Linked DNA regions of Homo sapiens: region 2 is linked to region 1. The links are chromatin contacts, found by Hi-C or POLR2A ChIA-PET in ENCODE. All regions are on one chromosome and are shown on one strand. Each heading gives the region's core, a stretch centred on a gene start or an enhancer-like site at or near the end of the contact. The rest is flanking DNA. Distances are from core to core; before and after follow the strand shown. Region 1 overlaps AHRR (aryl hydrocarbon receptor repressor). Region 2 holds the start of SLC9A3 (solute carrier family 9 member A3).

Region 1 (5,881 bases), core at 873-3,372:
GGTCAGGGGCTAACATGGTCAGGGGCTAACATGGACGGTCAGGAGCTACGTGGACGGTCAGGGGCTACGTGGATGGTCAGGGGCTACGTGGATGGTCAGGGGCTATGTGGATGGTCAGGGGCTAACATGGATGGTCAGGAGCTACGTGGATGGTCAGGGGCTAACAGGGATGGTCAGGGGCTAACATGGATGGTCAGGGGCTACGTGGATGGTCAGGGGCTAACATGGATGGTCAGGGGCTACATGGATGGTCAGGGGCTAACAGGGATGGTCAGGGGCTAACATGGTCAGGGGCTAACATGGACGGTCAGGAGCTACGTGGATGGTCAGGGGCTACGTGGATGGTCAGGGGCTACGTGGATGGTCAGGGGCTATGTGGATGGTCAGGGGCTAACATGGATGGTCAGGAGCTACGTGGATGGTCAGGGGCTAACATGGATGGTCAGGGGCTAACATGGATGGTCAGGGGCTACGTGGATGGTCAGGGGCTACGTGGATGGTCAGGGGCTACGTGGATGGTCAGGGGCTAACATGGATGGTCAGGGGCTACATGGATGGTCAGGGGCTAACGTGGATGGTCAGGGGCTAACATGGACAGTAGGGGTAAATGGTGGAGAGTCCTGGAGATCTAAAAGTCACAGAGAGGCCGGTGTGGGCCCCAGACACCTGCAGCAGCCTCTGAGGTGGGCAAGGAGCCGGGCACTCTGACCCAGCTGGGCGGGGGTCCCCAGCCTCCTGGAACTGGCCTGGGATGTGGATGGGCGGGTGGGGGTCGGGGAGAGGGCGGGCAGGCGAATGCAGGGGGAGCTGGACTACCTTCCTGCTGTGCCCACTCTCAGGCCAGCTGCAGGGCCGGCATGCTTCCTCCCTGGTGAAACCTCTGGCCATACCTTTATTTATTACATACATCTGATGGACTCCTGAAATGAAAGCCACTTGAAAGGAGTTTCGGAACAGCAGGCCCAGCAGCTACAACAGACGGTAAAACGTGGATTTCTCTTAGCAGAAAGGCCGAAGAAGCGGCAGAAAATGCCAGGCCAGGAGATGAGGCCAAGTGTGTTCTGTGGGGCTTGTGGGAAAGTGCCCAGAACAGAGGCAGGAGCAGGCTTGGGCATCATGGAGCTCTCTCCACGGTGGCCGGCGTATGCCAGGGTGAGGCTGGGGCCGCCCGCCTCAGTACCCCCAGACACACAGACCCCAGCCATGGTATGCGGGGCTTGGTTCTCCACCCCCATCACCTCTAAAGTCAGGGACAAAGGGGGGTGTGGGATGCCCCCTCCCAGCCTGCTGTCCCCACACGGCCGTCCTTTCCAGCCCCCATGCCTCCCCTGAGGATGGGGGTGCCAGGCCCAGAAGGAGGGCAGGAGGGCATACCCTGCATTTGTCCTGGCCAGGACAGGCCCAAGGCCCGGGGCCCCTCTGTCTGGGTTGCCGCCTTGTCATGGGGGCTGGGACCCTCCCGCTCCTGGGCTGCAGGCCCCCACTGCCCCATCCCTCTCTTACCCTCCCGGGCTCGTTTCCCCGGTACCCCCACTTTGTGCTCCCAGAGCCTCCTGAGTTGTGGTCCTGTGTTACCATCTGGTGTTTTATACCTTCGCTTCTGGCCTGAGTTTCTGGACGACCCATGGCCTCCTAATCCTCGTACCAGGAGCCCCTTAGAGCCAGGCAACATCACTGCATGGAGGAAGCTGGAGGAAGGGGACGCTCATCCCTTTTGCTTCACCTCCTGTTCCCCTCACTCAATCCTCTCCCAAAGGGTCCCTCACAGGAACGTGTGCGCAGCCCCAGCTGGGAGGGCTTCTAGGCCTTTCTTTAGGACAGCAGCCTGTGGCGGAGGAGTGTCTCCCCACTTGTTAAATTTCAACTGCTGGACACTTTGGTTCCTGGGGACTTCTCAGGAATTTTCCAGAAACCACACCAGAGCAGCAGCGCGGCCCGATGACCGTCTGCCGAGCGGCTTGGGGCTTCCAGACACGCAAGGCTGTTCTCACAGCTGTTTTTGTGAGGCCCTGCTCGGCTGCCACTGGGCACAGGCAGGGTGGGAGCTGGAGCAGGCGCTTCTGATGACCTGGCCTGCAGTGGCCTCTGGGAAGCTGCCTGTCCAGTCCTGGAGCTGAGAAGCTCTGTTTCAGGGAACTGGTGAGATTCCCCTGCTCTGGGCTGGTGAGTCAGCTGCCCTTCCTGTTTGCCACCTTGTCCTCTCCCGGGACTTTTATTCCCCTAATTTTCGGACCCTGCTCAGCCTGGCGTTCAGCTAACTGCATCCCACCACCGGGGCTCGTGTCTCCCAGGCCCCCTCTGTCTGCATTCCGCACCAGTGTCATTCAGGGAATGGGGACGCAGGGCAGCCAGTGTCGGCCACCTGGCAGGAGGGGGACTTGAGGACAGGATCCCCAGAAAAGCTGAGGGAACCCCAGAAGTCTTGGGCTATCTGGGGTTAGGTGTGGAGGAGATTGGGAGCCACGGCCCAGGGCAGGGGCTTTGGGGTCACAGTCAAAATACAGGTGGGAGAAATCACTTTCCCGTCCTGCCTTTGCCCTCCCAAGATGCCTCGAGACAGCCCTGCCTGGGGGGCGACAGCAGGAGGCTGGGGCCGGGGCCTGAGGGGCAAGATCCGGAGACGCAAGAGCTTGACACGGCCGCACCGCCAGCTCCAGCACCCACCCTCCCTCCTCTTGTGCAAACCCCCAGGCTGGGGAGGACTCGGGGCAAAAGTGCTCCCTCCCACGGTGCTCCCTTCAAAGGTAAACTCCTCACCCAGGAGCTGGCCCTGCCCACCTGCCCTCCCCTCTGCCCTCCACGCAACCAGGGCCAGCCCTGTCCGGCCCCACACAGGCCCAATCGGAGCCAGCGCACACGGGGACCAGAGACAGGAGGCACAGCCAGGAAAGTGGAGCCAAGCAACGGGCGAAGACAAGCAGGGTTCCAGCACACAGGGAGGAAAGGGGAGAGACAAGAGGGCTCCAGCACACAGGGAGGAAAGGGGAGAGACAAGAGGGCTCCAGCACACAGGGAGGAAAGGGGAGAGACAAGAGGGCTCCAGCACACAGGGAGGAAAGGGGAGAGACAAGAGGGCTCCAGCACACAGGGAGGAAAGGGGAGAGACAAGAGGGCTCCAGCACACAGGGAGGAAAGGGGAGAGACAAGAGGGCTCCAGCACACAGGGAGGAAAGGGGAGAGACAAGAGGGCTCCAGCACACAGGGAGGAAAGGGGAGAGACAAGAGGGCTCCAGCACACAGGGAGGAAAGGGGAGAGACAAGAGGGCTCCAGCACACAGGGAGGAAAGGGGAGAGACAAGAGGGTTCCAGCACACAGGGAGGAAAGGGGAGGCCCTGGAGCAGAGAAAACATTCGCCAGCAGGAATGCAGCTGAGCACAAAGCTGCAGCCTGGAGGCTCCTTGTAGGGCCTCCCTCCTGCCACCCAGACAGAGCCAGCAAGAAACCCAGAGCCAGCAGGGTGGCTGCAGAAGGGCCCTGCCTGGATAACAGCAGGTCCAGAAGATAAAAGCAAGAATGGAGAGGGACACCACCAGTGCAGCGACAGACACAGAATGTCCAGAACCAAAGATGAGAGACCTCGGCTGGGAAGAACTCACAGAGGACACGTCGCCACAAAACTCTCGACCACCAGAAAGAAAACACTGCAATAGGCCGGGCGCAGCGGCTCACGCCTGTCATCCCAGCACTTTGGGAGGCTGATCACTTAAGGTCAGGAGTTGGAGACCAGCCTGGCCAACATGGTGAAACCCCATCTCTACTAAAAATACAAAAATTAGCCGGGCATTGTGGCATACGCCTATAATCCCAGCTACTTGGGAGGCTGAGGCAGGAGAATCACTTGAACTCAGGAGGCAGAGGTTGCAGTGAGCCAAGATCGTACCACTGCACTCCAGCCTGGGAAACAGAGTGAGACTCTGTCTCAAAAAAAAAACCAAAGAAAACAAATAAAACAATAAAACATTGCAATAGCTCCCAGAAGAGCAAGAGCACAGCCTCCAGGAAAGAGCAGACCCACCAGGCTCAGCAGCAAGGCCACGTGGCCCTGCAGACACTGGGACAGGCTTCAGCCTGGAGCTCTGCGTGCAGCCTGGCTACCGTCCACGCACGAAGACACAGCAGTGTTCTCCCACTCGTGGAGGTGCCCAGAAGGTTTCACAGCAAGGCCCACAGCAGACTGCTAGAGGAACACTCGGGAGGAGGAAGGATCGGTTAGTGAGCGACGTGATCGGGTGCCCTGGGCTGGATGAGACACGTAACGTTAGGTGCAAAGACAAGAATCTGTGACATCGGGATTAAGCTTCAGACACAGTCAACGTGCTGCCAACGTGGGGAGGGCCGGAGGACGCGTCTGTGCCGGCACAGGCCCTGCTGGGGGAACATCACCGCAGAAGAGCCTGAGAAACAGCAAATCAACCTGAAAGCTCTCATTTCAAAGGCATCCCCATGAGAACAAAAGCAGAATGTGCACCTTCAGTTCAAGAAAGCTCAATTTATCTAACAGAGGGTTAGGGGAGGAAAAAACCCAAAGGATGTGCAGTGAATGGAAAATACAAAATAGGATGACAGAAATCAGCTCCTAAAGAATCACAAGAAGTAGGTGGGCCCCAGTGAAAGACGGCGCTTGGTGTGGGGGGAGATCCCTTGACCCGTCACCTGCAAGAGGCACCTACACCGAGAAGGAAACGCAGAAAATGAAGGCATGGGGGAGACAGTCCAAGCAGCCAAGAACCAAAGTAAGCCTGGGGCGGCCACGGTAAGGCCTGAGGCAGTCGCGGTAAGGCCTGATGAAATGACGTAATGGGCAAGAAGAGTCGACGTGAAATGAGCCAGGTCTGAAGAGTCACACAGCATGCAAGCCTCCACCGAAACTCAGCCGTTGTCCCTAAAACCAGCCTTCCCGCCACATCACTTCCTGCTGCTTTGAGCGACTGCTTTGAGCCCTTCTCACCGGCGGTTTGGGCATTTTCCTCTGTCTTGCTAAGTCACACGCTTACATAACGAGTCACTGTTGGGTTTCCCCAGCTTCAGACACCGTCTTTAGGCCTGGCTGTGGACGCCGCGTCTGCACCTGCCACATCTGCACCCACCTCGCCCTGCGCCCGTGCACACTCTGGCCCTGCCTCGCCCTGCGCCTGCCTCGCCCTGCACCCGTGTGTTCGTGCACGCTCTGGCCCTGCCTCACCCTGCGCCCTCCTCGCCCTGCGCCCGTGCACGCTCTGGCCCTGCCTCGCCCTGCGCCCTCCTCGCCCTGCGCCCGTGCACGCTCTGGCCCTGCCTCGCCCTGCGCCCTCCTCGCCCTGCGCCCGTGCACGCTCTGGCCCTGCCTCGCCCTGCGCCCTCATCGCCCTGCGCCCGTGCACGCTCTGGCCCTGCCTCGCCCTGCGCCCTCCTCGCCCTGCGCCCGTGCACGCTCTGGCCCTGCCTCGCCCTGCGCCCTCCTCGCCCTGCGTCCGTGCACGCTCTGGCCCTGCCTCGCCCTGCGCCTGCCTCGCCCTGCACCCGTGTGTTCGTGCACGCTCTGGCCCTGCCTCACCCTGCGCCCTCCTCGCCCTGCGCCCGTGCACGCTCTGGCCCTGCCTCGCCCTGCGCCCTCCTCGCCCTGCGTCCGTGCACGCTCTGGCCCTGCCTCGCCCTGCGCCTGCCTCGCCCTGCACCCGTGTGTTCGTGCACGCTCTGGCCCTGCCTCACCCTGCGCCCTCCTCGCCCTGCGCCCGTGCACGCTCTGGCCCTGCCTCACCCTGCGCCCTCCTCGCCCTGTGTCCGTGCACGCTCTGGCCCTGCCTCGCCCTGCGCCCTCCTCGCCCTGCCCCCGTGCACGCTCTGGCCCTGCCTCGCCCTGCGCCCTCCTCGCCCTGCCCCCATGCACGCTCTGGCCCTGCC
Region 2 (5,881 bases), core at 1,106-3,605, 130 kb before region 1:
AGATTGAGATGCTGCCAAACAGCCACACTTCTCACCTGTGCAGGGACTCGTGGGCAGTGGGGTGTGCCCTGGCAGGACTCGTGGGCAGTGGGGTGTGCCTTGTTCTGGCCACGCCACTTCAGGGGCTCATTGCCTTTCTATTCTCCATGAGGCAGCCCTTCCTGCTGTGGGGGGCAGTGGAGGTGTGGGCAGCACACTACCTGATGGCCAGCGCCTGGCACTGGTGTCTGTTCTGGATTTGTCCTTCCAGGCAGTGACACTGCTCTTCTGCCCTTTGAACAGCTTTGTGGAGAAAGGTTGTCGGCTCTTAGGACAGGCTGGTTGGGGGGTGGGGTGGCCGGAGGTCCAGTGGGCATCATGGAACACACTGGTCTGGTGGAAATTTGGCCTTCCTGTGGAATGCAAGGGCAACATCTTCAGAGAGGACGTCGTTCCTAACGGCTCCACCCAGGAACCATAAGGAAAGAGCAGGGAAGCTCCGGACTGGAGGGAATCCTGTTCTTGTCCTGCTGGCTTTTTCTCTGGGACAAGAGGCTGGGAGTGGAGTGGGGGACAGAGACAGGTGGGGCAGGGACACAGGCCAAGAGCGACTCCGATGCTCCCACCTCGCAAGACCATACTAGTGGCCAGTCACACACTTCCACTCCCCCGGTGCCCTGTCCAGACCCTGCAGTGGCCCAGGCCAGGGCTGCCCTCCCTCCACGCCACTCAGCAGCCGAGTCACCAGGCGAGCACCATCTGAATGCACCTTCCCTGTGCTACACGGGCCACTTCCATTAGCATGAAACTGGGGCCCTTGCAGGGTGAAGTCATTGAACTCAGCACTGTCCTCCTCAGGCCTCCGCAGCCCCCACTCAGATGTCAGAAGACACATCCATCCTCCATCTGCACCCACCCCACCGCCCACCTGCCCTTTGTCCACCTATCTGTCCTTCCATCCATCTATCATCCATCCGCTCAGCCACTATCTTGCGAGTGCTATTGTGTGCCCAGCTATCTTCCAAGCTCCTGGGATGTATGCATGAGCCCCTTGCTCGTGGAGCAGACATTCCCAGGGTGAGGGCAGACAGCTCAAGGTCAAAGCCAGCAGCCCCCAGGGCTGGGAGGTGAGCTGATTCCCGGAGCCAACCGAGTAAGCAGGGGAGGCGGGAGCTTAGCTGCCACAGTTGTGAGCTGAGTGGGTATCGGGTGGGACCAGAAGGTGGCATTGGAGCCAAGCCCCTGGGGAGCTGAGGAAGGGAGCACACAAGAGCCGTCCAAACAGAGGGAGCAGGGCGTGCAAAGGCCCCGAGAGGCGCCGATTGCTGGTGTGGGCCGTGGAGTGCATGGGGGTGGGGGTCAGGCAGTGGCTGGGGTCTGAGCTCCCGGGAGACGTTGAGCCTTTCCTCTGAGAGGGAGGGTCCCAATAGGAGGGACTGAAGGGGCAGGTAGAGGGCCGAGCAGGAGCCTTTGCAGGTGGCTGCAGGCTCCCAGAAGCCGCTGGTTTTGTGCACATTTTGAAAGTAGAGCAGATATGCTAAGAGCTTGGAAACCTTGTGAGCGAAAGAAGTCCACCTGCGTCCCAGGTCTGGGGCTGGAAGGCTGCAGGGTGGGCTTGGAGGAAAACAGGGGTGTGGTTTGCACAGTGGAGCCTGAGATGCTTAAGAGAGCCAGTGCTGCCGGAGCGGGCTGTGGGCAGAGGCCCCGCATCCGTGTGAAGCCCTGGGGGTATCGAATTGTTTTGGGCGGAGGTCTAAAGGCAGGGGATGGGGCAGGGGAGACCACGGGGGCCCCTGGGCTCCCATCTCAGAGCCTGGGGTGGGGGATGCTGGCTGGCGATGGGAGGGGCAGAGAGACTTACCAGCGCACCACGCAAGGCCTGGGCGCCCCCGAGTTCTGGTAAGTGGCCGGTCCGGCTGTGGAATGCAGGTTCCTGCTGAAGACAATAGCGAGGGGCTGTGTGAAGACACACCTGGGGCCCCTGTGCACCCTTGGGCCGCCCTGTGGGGTCTGCGCAGCCCCAGGCCCTGCGTTTATGAAGGAGGGTTGGGGCGAGCGCACCCACAGCTGCCCGGGCATCCCAGGAGCTGCGCGGAACCGCCTGTCCCGCTGCCCCGCGCTGTGCTCCCCACGCCCCAGGAAGGCGGCCGCGCAGTCCCGGGCTCGCTCTTGCCGCGACCTCCCGGACCTCCAGGCCGCGGGCTCCGGGGGAGGGTGGGCACCAGGGAGCGCGGGGTGGGCGTGCGCGGGCGGGGCGGGCGTGCCGGGAGCTGCGGCGGTGTCTGCGCTCGCGAGTGCGCGGCGGGGGCGGGCAGGCTCCGCCCCGGGGCGGGAGGGGGCCGCGGGATTAAAGGCCACCCCGGCGGGCGGGGATCGGACTGTAGCCGGTACCGGCACCGGAGCGCGCCGGGTCCTCGCCGGGTCCCAGCCCCGCGCGTCGGCCCAGCCCAGCCGGGACCCCCCGCGACATGCGCGTCCCAGCCCTGCGCTGAGCAGGCGGCAATGTGGGGACTCGGGGCCCGGGGCCCCGACCGGGGGCTGCTGCTGGCGCTGGCGCTGGGCGGGCTGGCGCGGGCCGGGGGCGTCGAGGTGGAGCCCGGCGGCGCGCACGGCGAGAGCGGGGGCTTCCAGGTGGTCACCTTCGAGTGGGCCCACGTGCAGGATCCCTACGTCATCGCGCTCTGGATCCTCGTGGCCAGCTTGGCCAAGATCGGTAAGTGGCCCCGGGGTCTCCGGATCTGCCCGCGGGGTGTGCGGCCGCCTCTGCTGGGCCTGGGGGCTTCGTTGTGGCCGCGCGCATCAGGTCGGAGCCGCGCGGCGGCCGCCCGGGAGAGTCCGGCTCTCGGGTCCAGCAGAGCGAGACTCGGGAGCGACTCTGGCCGCGCTAAGCCGCCCCTGCGGGTCCCGAGGTCTCCCCTCCCCGGCGGGGGCACAGCCTCGGAGCCCCGGACTCCCGGCTCCCGGGTCCCTGTGGGGTCTCCGCCCCGCCTCCGCTCCGAGCCCCGCAGACTGCAGGCTGCTCGCGCCCAGGGAGTCCCCGGGGCCGGGTTTCCTTCGGGGTTCTCAGGCTTTTTAGAGAAACGTCCTTGGAGTGATGGCGTTTTTTCGTGAGTTACAAGGGCAGAAAAGAAAAGCGGTGCTACCCGCATGAAACCCAGCAGAATCCTCCCTACAGGCGCAGCGTTCCCATTGGCGGGCCTCCTTTTTTTTTTTTTTTTTTAGAAAATCCCGGTCGGTCAGATTTCTCTTCTTCTTAACCGGCGCCAATGAACCAGTAATGTGGGCACGGCAGGTAGCTCCTGGCAAGGTGACAGGAAGGTCAGCTTCCTGAGGAGCTCGTGGGGATCAAAGTTTCATGTGTTGGTCCACAGGGTAGGGTCTCTCCAGGGGTGGCAGGGAGGTGGTCACTCGTGTGGAGGGGGGATTAGGGGGCCCGAGTGGGGCCAGGAGAAGCAAGATCAGAGCAGCAGGCGCCGCGGCAGGTTTCCAGAGCAGCTTTGGACTGGGGCGAGAGGAGGTTTCGATGCTGGGGCCGAGGAGGGGCGCCCACGCAGGACAGGGGAGGGACAGGCTCCGGGGAGAACAGCTGAGAGGACCTTGGCCTTGGTGGAACCTGGTACGCCCAGCAGGCTTGATTGGAGAAGGCGCCTTTTCCTTCAGTGACGCCTGCCGCCTGCCCTATTTATGCCAGGGTCTCCCCTCCCCTTCAGGCCCCTTGTGTGTTTGCTTTCTGTCTCATAAGGGCTCTTCTGAGCCCTCCCGCCTCCTCCCTTCTCCGCAGCCTCCTCCTCGCCCTGGTGTCTTTCAGCTCCCCGCCGGGCTGCCTGCTCTCCAGGCTCAGGCTGTCCTCCCTGGGCTTTCCACTGGGGGCTTGGGATGCTGGCCGGGGGGGAGTCTCTGAGGCTGGCTGCCTCCTACAGTTGATTTCCTTGAGAAGGGCCCCTGGGGCATCAGGGAGGTCCAGACTCAACCTGGGCTCTGCGGCCGCCCAGTCCTAAAGCTCACCCTGCTTTCCTCTGACGGGAGTGCCCCCCTGGTGTAAACTGAAAAGGTAATTTCTTTTTTTTTCTTTTTTTTTTTTTTTTGAGATAGAATTTTGCTCTTGTTGCCCAGGCTGGAGTGCAATGACGCGATCTCGGCTCACTGCAACCTCCACATCCTGCCTCAGCCTCCCGAGTAGCTGGGATTACAGGCATGAGCCACCACGCCCAGCTAATTTGTATTTTTAGTACAGACAGGGTTTCTCCATGTTGGTCAGGCTGGTCTTGAACTCCAGACCTCAGGTGATCCACCCGCCTCGGCCTCCCAAAGTGCTGGGATGACAGGCGTGAGCCACCGCGCCCGGCCGTGAATATCTAATTTCTGTACAAGCTGGGGCCTCTCCCAGTTTAGCCCAGTGTACAGAGTCAGAATCTGGCATCTGAAGGTCCAATGACAGCCGCCAGGCACCAGCCAGCCCCGCCTGGGAGCCGGCAGATAAGGCACACTGACCAGGGCTTTGCCTGGCCTCAGAGTTTGTTATTCACAGGGAAAAGCCTTCAGGTCTCCCAAACACTTGGACTGGTTCTGGGAAGACGTCCTTGAGGGCGGGGAGGCTGCCGGCTCCAGCAGCAACTCCCCGGGGCAGGGCGGTCCTTTACAAAGGCCCACCCTGATAGCACTCAGCGGCTGTCTTTGTCTCGGATTGTTGGCTCCACCTGGGAAGGCGAGCCTTACCCTGTGCAGCTGTGGGAGCTCATCGCGGTATCCCACAGGCGCAGACCCTCTCCAGACCTGCCCTTTACGCTCCCTGTCGTCCCCTCAACCCACTGTGCACTCTGCAGCCCCGGCAGTGACAGCTGAGGTCTGCTCTGGGTCTGCCCGGATTGGCCCCCAGGGTGTCCCACCCTCCATCCCCTCTCTGCCAGCCACACCTCTTGAACACAGCCCCCAGCCCTCCCTGTGTGCTTCCTCCCCCAACCCCTTCCCTGTGAACTCTGGACTTCTCAGATTCCACTGGCCCAGACCGTCCTCCTTGTGCAGCCAGCCTCAGGTGCACGACCTGTGTTCCCAGAGGACCCTCAGGTCCAGGCCTTCACAGACACCGGGGCCCAAGCCTGCACCACAGCGGGAACTTCTCCAGTTTCACCCAGCCTCCTCCACATGCCCACAGCCCCCGGACTGGGGTCTGAACCTACTAAGCTGCTTGGCACATTTTGTTGTTTAAAATGGTCAGGGGTTGGCCACACTCTTTCAGTCTCAAGTTACACGAACAGAAATGTCTCTTCCAGCAGAAAAGAGCTGCCATTCCTGTTGCTTTTCCAAACATTTGTTGAATTTCTCACACATCCTGAGAGTTTCTAACTCACAGCCCCAGCCTTCTTCAAGCCATTTGTAACCTGGTTGGGGAAATAAGAGTCCGGGTACCCTGAAACCCACAGCAATGTTGATCCCAGGAGATTTCTACTCCAGGCAGCTTGGGACAGAGGATGGCCAGAGGGCCAGAGCTGCCTCAAGCAAACACTGGGGCTGGGGCCTCAGCAGGTGGCCCAGGAGCCTGGGCAAGGAACAGGTGCTGCTGTTGGCCCACCAGCCTCAGGCCGCGTGTCTGGCTCCGGCAAGGGCTCCCCACAAGCCCCCTATTTGTGTGCACTGGGGTTCCCCTGCCTTTTACAGCATCTTTTTAAAATGCAGAAGGGGAGGCAAGGGCCGAGGCCACGGAGCCACTCCACAGCGCAGACCTCCCAGACTGAGAGGACGAGGAAGTCTTTAGCAGTGGAGGCGGCAGGGCCTAGTGTCTGCCTCAGGCAGGGTGAGGGGGCTTCCTCCTGTGCCCCTTGGGGGCCCCCAGCCTGCAGCCACCCGCACCAGGGCCACTCTAGGCCTTAGGTGCCCACCAGAATCCCCGCCTCACCCTGCACCG

What was found. A loop is a pair of places that touch in the nucleus more often than their neighbours do. ChIA-PET counts read pairs that join two places held with the same protein, here RNA polymerase II (POLR2A).
Region 2: POLR2A ChIA-PET joins it to region 1 with 12 read pairs in BJ. The contact joins the promoter of SLC9A3 here to the enhancer-like site in region 1. A Hi-C loop is called at or near these places in 1 of 37 single-sample maps with no recorded cell type. POLR2A ChIA-PET finds 5 or more read pairs at or near these places in 1 of 52 experiments (BJ).

What each region holds. Positions count from the first base shown.
Region 1 is chr5:391,697-397,577 of GRCh38, reverse strand. The region is part of intron 4 of AHRR (aryl hydrocarbon receptor repressor); the gene reads right to left. All of the region lies in intron 6 of PDCD6-AHRR (PDCD6-AHRR readthrough (NMD candidate)), which reads right to left. Among named protein-coding and RNA genes, the nearest start is that of EXOC3-AS1, 49 kb to the left of the region's middle. RefSeq lists an enhancer at 4,656-4,995. Within about 2 kb of position 2,122, at least 2 of the 41 ENCODE cell types and tissues checked have a DNase peak (open chromatin) inside an H3K27ac peak, as active enhancers do.
Region 2 is chr5:520,923-526,803 of GRCh38, reverse strand. SLC9A3 (solute carrier family 9 member A3) reads left to right here and starts at 2,355. Exons shown (of 17, transcript NM_004174.4): 1 at 2,355-2,692. The coding sequence starts at 2,482. LOC107986395 (a long non-coding RNA gene) reads right to left here and starts at 2,146. Exons shown (of 2, transcript XR_001742543.1): 1 at 1,841-2,146; 2 at 1-392. RefSeq lists an enhancer at 156-788.